Linked DNA regions of Homo sapiens: region 1 is linked to region 2. A link is a contact called in ENCODE Hi-C or POLR2A ChIA-PET data. All regions are on one chromosome and are shown on one strand. Each heading gives the region's core, a stretch centred on a gene start or an enhancer-like site at or near the end of the contact. The rest is flanking DNA. Distances are from core to core; before and after follow the strand shown. Region 1 overlaps LOC105372049 (a long non-coding RNA gene). Region 2 has its middle 55 kb from the start of DSC3.

Evidence for each region. Hi-C counts contacts between places; a loop is a spot of excess contacts on that map. ChIA-PET counts read pairs that join two places held with the same protein, here RNA polymerase II (POLR2A). Pooled maps may share reads with other maps.
Region 1: a pooled map shows a loop between it and region 2 (2.2-fold over the local background). The contact joins two enhancer-like sites. A Hi-C loop is called at or near these places in 3 of 168 maps with a recorded cell type or tissue (HepG2, MCF 10A and mammary epithelial cell) and 5 of 50 pooled maps. POLR2A ChIA-PET finds 5 or more read pairs at or near these places in 1 of 52 experiments (IMR-90).

The regions. Positions count from the first base shown.
Region 1 is chr18:31,232,244-31,235,127 of GRCh38, forward strand. All of the region lies in intron 1 of LOC105372049 (a long non-coding RNA gene), which reads left to right. Among named protein-coding and RNA genes, the nearest start is that of DSC1, 71 kb to the left of the region's middle. Within about 2 kb of position 1,493, at least 2 of the 41 ENCODE cell types and tissues checked have a DNase peak (open chromatin) inside an H3K27ac peak, as active enhancers do.
Region 2 is chr18:30,986,426-30,989,297 of GRCh38, forward strand. No RefSeq gene overlaps it. Among named protein-coding and RNA genes, the nearest start is that of DSC3, 55 kb to the right of the region's middle. Within about 2 kb of position 1,551, at least 2 of the 41 ENCODE cell types and tissues checked have a DNase peak (open chromatin) inside an H3K27ac peak, as active enhancers do.

The DNA.
Region 1 (2,884 bases), core at 243-2,742, 250 kb after region 2:
CAAGGAAGCGGGTAGTGGGAACAATCCACATAGATTAGGTCTCTGTCTTTGGCTTGCATCAAAATCATCTGGAGAATTTATTAAAATACACCACTGAGCCACAACTCGAGAGTTTCTGGGTCCCAGACCTGAGAAATCTGTATCCTAAGCAGAGATGCTCCCCACACACCATGGCACTGGATGGTTGGGTAGCAGAGGTCTCCTGAGCCTGTGTACAGTGCACGAGGATCACATATGCCCCAGATGATGTGTAGCCAGGATGCACGAGCCAGCCAACCCAGTCTTCTCCAGCTGATGGCCATCTTATTGCTCAGTGCCTGTGTCAAATGGGTTGCTAAATATTTTTTATATCACCCCTGTGCTTACTCTGAATGCTTCAGTAAGAAAACTCTTAAAATTTGCAACATCCAGGGAAACAAATAAAAATTAGCTACTAGATGGAGGATAGCAGCCTTATAGGTTTTTTTTTTCATAGAGAGGGGTAGAATTTATAGCAGATAGGTTAATAAAAATTCAACATGAATAAAACATCTGCTTATCATGTAAAGTAGTTTCAAGCCACCTCAAAATATATATGCTTTTAAGTGGAAGTAATATCCTTGCTGTAATCCACATCCCCTAGGTCTGTTTCCCTATCAGATTGCTATTCTAGCCCTTCCTGTGTAGATGCTCTGTCACTGTCCTTGTAGAGAGCAGTCAGGCCTGGGTCTCTGACAGGAAGAGTTGTCTTAATGGAAGTCAGTGTGTACAGACCCTGCACCCAGTGGCTCACGCCTATAATCCCAGCACTTTGGGAAGCTGAGACAGGTGGATCATTTGAGCCCAGGAGTTCCAAACCAGCCTGGGCAACATGGCAAAACCTCATGTCTACAAAAAGTACCAAAAAAAAAAATTAGCCAGGTGTGGTGGTGCATGCCTGTAGTCCCCGCTGAATGCGAAGATCATCTGAGCCTGAGAGTTCAAGGTTGCAGTGAGCTGTGATTACGCCACTGCACTCCATCATGGGTAACATAGTAAGACTCTGTCACACACACACACACACACACACACGCACACACACACACACACCAAGTAAATGAATGAGTTATGGATTACACCAATAAAAGCAGTTTAATTTGTGGAAGCAACGAACAAGTAAACAGCAAACTAGAATTACAAATGCTGCATGTTTTATTTTCATTTTGTTATTGGCCATGATTTAGTTCATCTAGAAACAATTTTAAAATCAAGCAGAGATTTCAGCACTTATTCATATTCTTCATGTATTGCTATGAGAACATCTTTTTTCTCCTTAATAATCTTCCCCTTAATAATATTCTATCTACTTTCAGAGAGAATATAAACTTGAGACTGCAATTACCAGAAAACACTGCTATATTTTTCAGGGCTACTTTGTGCCCCATGTAGGTTATACTTACTGCTTATTCTGAATATGGCAAAAAAAATGACATAATGAGCAGATTTTTTTCAGGGCAAGTCCAACAACATTTTCCAGCATGGGCCAGATTGGACAAGGACTGTGGTAATAAGTAACCTGTGAAATAACAGAGGGAAGTCATGGAGATTGGAGGTTGGAATTTGGCATGGGAATAAAGAGGAAAAGCTTCACATAAGGGGAGCACTTGGCAAGGCTTGGAAACACAGCAGAGAAGAAAGAAGAGATCAAGATGATTTCAAGTTTCATGCATGCACAGCTGGAAGAGCTGTGAAGTCACTGAGATGGCTGTCTGCGGCCAGCCCACCTGAACGTGCTAGGTGCTGTCTGTGACCAGAGGAGTTAGGAGGTGCGAGTGCAGTTTTCTCTTCTGAGTGTGGTTGACCTTGTATTGGGACAGAGTGTGCTGGGGTGACAATATCACCACCAACAGAAAGGTGCAAACACAAGAATAGTAGCAAGATAAGAGGGCATGATAGAAAATGTTTTTGTGAATCTTTGGCACAGAAGTGAAAGTTGACACCACAAGCTTGAATGACAGTCCCAGAAGTGAAGGAAAAGGTGAACAAGAGAGCAGGGACTGAGCCAGTGGGACTGACTATCAACATGACAAATCTCATTTGGCTTTGTTTTAAATTGCTCTCCAGTTCCATATGGATTTTTTAAAGGAAGGATGAGTTGCTTTTGACCAAAGTCATACAGTACAATTTGTAAATATGGGCTTATTATAGATAGAAAGGTAAATTGGGTTAGAACTAACACTTTTTTGGTTTTCAGTATTTTCATCTTATTACCAAATATTCAACAGTCATTAAAACAATTTAAAAGAAAGCTTTGGACAAAAGTTTAGGCATTAAATTCCCTAAGTATGAGTATCTTCTAGTTCACATAAATATTTGCAAAAGAATTTTTGTCATTTTCTTGGTCCTTACTAAGCACCTCTTGTTTTAAAATATCCAGAATGAACACTTCTATCTCAATATACTTTAAAGAAGGTAATTTGTTAAAAAAAATTAGGAATGATTATTAGGGAGAAAATAAATATTCTCAATAGCAATACAAGAAGAATATGAATGAAAGCTAAAATCTCTGCTTGATTTTAAAATTGTTTCTAGATGAACTAAATTGTGGTCAATAACACAATGAAAATATAATATGCAGCATTCGTAATTCTAGTTTGCTCTTTATTTGTTCATTGCTTCCACAAGCATAACTGTTTTTACTTGTGCAATTGGTAACTCATCCATTTACTAGCACATTCAACATTATTAAGGGCCTAAAATGTGTACCAGACACTTTAATCCCTGCTTCAGGGAGCCTACATTGTTAGGAACATAAGTGTGAGCAAACTCATTAGGTAAATCCAGATGATTTAAGTAGATTGGTCAAACTATGAAAATATCTACATGACAGAACAAAGTACAAGTATCTGTTCCTTTTTAAAAATAT
Region 2 (2,872 bases), core at 301-2,800:
TCCTTGAAATTCAGACACAATCTATGGATAGAAGAATGAGGAGAACCCTAATTTTAACCTAATTAAATTGTGTTTTTGTTTCACTCTTGCCACCTGCCTTAATGGGAAGGATGTCAAGATAAAGACAAAAGTTATGAAAAAATAAAGGCATATTTTCTACATCTGAATTTGTGATTGATTATATGATTTGTAGTCTAAGTTAATACATAAATAAAATTGAATTCCTTCTAAATGATATATGATCTTTCTGGATCAAGAGGCTGAGGTGAGTGGCTTTCTTTTGAAGAGTACATTTCAAGGTTTAGACTGAGAAAGGTATTCATGTTACACTACTCTGAGACATCGCTTTGTGGATCACAGATATCCCACTTCATTAAGGTAGAACAACAGAAAAAAATGTGACTAAACCAATATGATTCTGAGAAAACTCATGTCACTTCTTTCTTCTCTACTTTTGTTTTCTCTTTCTATGCCTTATATGCTTAAGACCTTTTTTTATATTTCCCCAAATAAACTTATATAATAATATATATCTGCTTTAACGTGTCTGGGATGATTCATATTAAGAAAAAAACAGAGATCTCAATGTATTAGAAATTTCTGTGAAATTCTTCTTTAGCTTGGACACATCACATTATGTCATAGAAACTTGAAAAGTCTATGAGCCATAATTTTAATGTCACAGCACAATTCTATAACTGGTAGTGCAATTTACGCAGAATCAGATTACATATGTACAGGGAGTTAATCTATTAAGGTTAAAACTAAAATCTATCTTTTAATAAAATAAATTACACATTTGTATTGCACAATGCACATTTACCTTAAGGTATTCGGAAAATAAAACAATAAAATCAATATAAATTATGTGAGAATTCAGTAGCAAAATACTCAGACCCCTTGTGGAATCATATTGCATCTATTAGTTTGAGCCAATAAAAAACACTGGTTTATAGTGTTCATAGTGCGTATATTCCTCCCACTATGGTTGCATTGTGCATGGGAGGCAGAGAAATATTCTTGAACGGCTAAGTAGCAGCTGTAGCTTTCTTCAAATTGGTTTCTGAAGATCCTTTTCTCTTTGAAGTTGTCTTTAGTAACAGTCCTGGCACTGTCAATGAGTCTGTCCAGCCCCAAGTGTCTATTCCTGTTTGTTCATGGGCGTGGGAGAGGTCTGAGTCACTGAAGGGTGTGTCCCCCACTTTCTTGTAGATACTTGAAAAGGAGCCATGCACACTGGTGCCCAGAGGCAAAGGCAGAACACCTGGAGGACTCACGTGGAACTTACGTAACCCACCCCCTCCAAAAAAAAAAAACGAAAAGTGCAAACCAGTTTATCTCAAAAGGAAATGTTTCTTGCCTCTCTTTCATTAATTTCCAGTTGTTTTTTTTGTTTGACTAGTGGCTAAGAATCTCAGTTCACTTCTCCTATGTTCCAGAAATTAACTTCTCTTATTTTTCTGTTGGTCAGTTTCTATTTAGAGTCCTAACTGAACCAAAGTAGTAGAGATAAATCTCAGTCTTTTGGGATTTTTTCACCCCAATGTTTCTGAGGCTGAGTGTAAATTTTGCCTACTCCTGTGGGGTAGTAAGAGTTCTGGGTATGACCATCTGGTGTTTGGTCATAAACTTGCACAGGTGGTCACTGAGGCAGCTCTTACTCCAGTCATGGTCACCTGGGAGTTTCAGACCAGGAGTTTCCATGTTAATTTTATGGTTTACTTACATAGTAGCTAAGAAGCACTGAGAGGCAAAGTTGCTTAAATGGGATGGGAGCTGGGCAATAAGAACAAATCAAACACCAGAAAAGAAAAAAAAGTGTTACAGAATGTTTGTGTGTATTACAATCTCATGCTTTTGGGGAGAAAAACTAATTTCTTCCCCATCTTCCCAGGTGCCCATACTAAATCCTGTGGTCTGTCTGTTCTCTGGAAGGTAAAATGTTGCGCAGCCAACAGACAGGGACAGAAGCTCCTGGGGAGGGTCTCTTGAAACTCAACAAAGCACAGTCTGGGAGAAAGAACATCTTATATAGAGGCAAATGTGATCATTTTTAAGTAGATTTGATGCTGCTACTTTTTTGGTGAATTTATTTTAGAGCAGAGGCTAGTATTTTAGTGCAAGCCACTCTCAATCATGAATATAAAAAGTCTAGGCAAGGACTCCCTAAAGATGTTCAGTGGTGTTACGCAGAACGTGTTCTGGCACAGGAATGTAGCATGTTATTTTCAGCAGACATTACCCTCCAGAATGGATTCTATTTTAGACAGCATGCTGACTAACGCATAGAGCAGTTTGACAGAAACATGGATCCATTTAGACAGTTCAGATCTGAACAACAACAGATTTTCAACTCGTTTCAAATTTTTAGAAGGTTTTACCCTTTTGAGTATAGTAGAATTATGCTTGGATTTATAAATTTTTATCCAGAAGGTATTTTCCAGCTTAAATAAAATTAAACAATTTTAATTTTTCCAAAGCAAAGTTAAACTAATTTTTAAAATTATTTCATTAAAATTATTTTAATAGGAATTACTTTCTGCTTATATTTTACAATAAAAATTGAATCATTTGATTAATTGGCCCCTTATATAAAATTAAACCATTTATAGTATTTGCATTGTCAGTTTTCTTTGTGACCATTTATGCTAGCCAATTTTTATAGCTGTAAATTTTTGCCAAGAAGATATGATGCTTCCACAGATAACAAGTATTTGTACATACTGTTATACTTATTATCAGATCTATTTTTGCTTTATCTCATTTGATGTTCCTTTTAAAAATACTCATTTTGAATTTGATAGAAGACTGATAATCATATTTGTTTCTGAGTAAAGCCTGAACAAGTCCTTTCAGATATTCTAGGATTTCA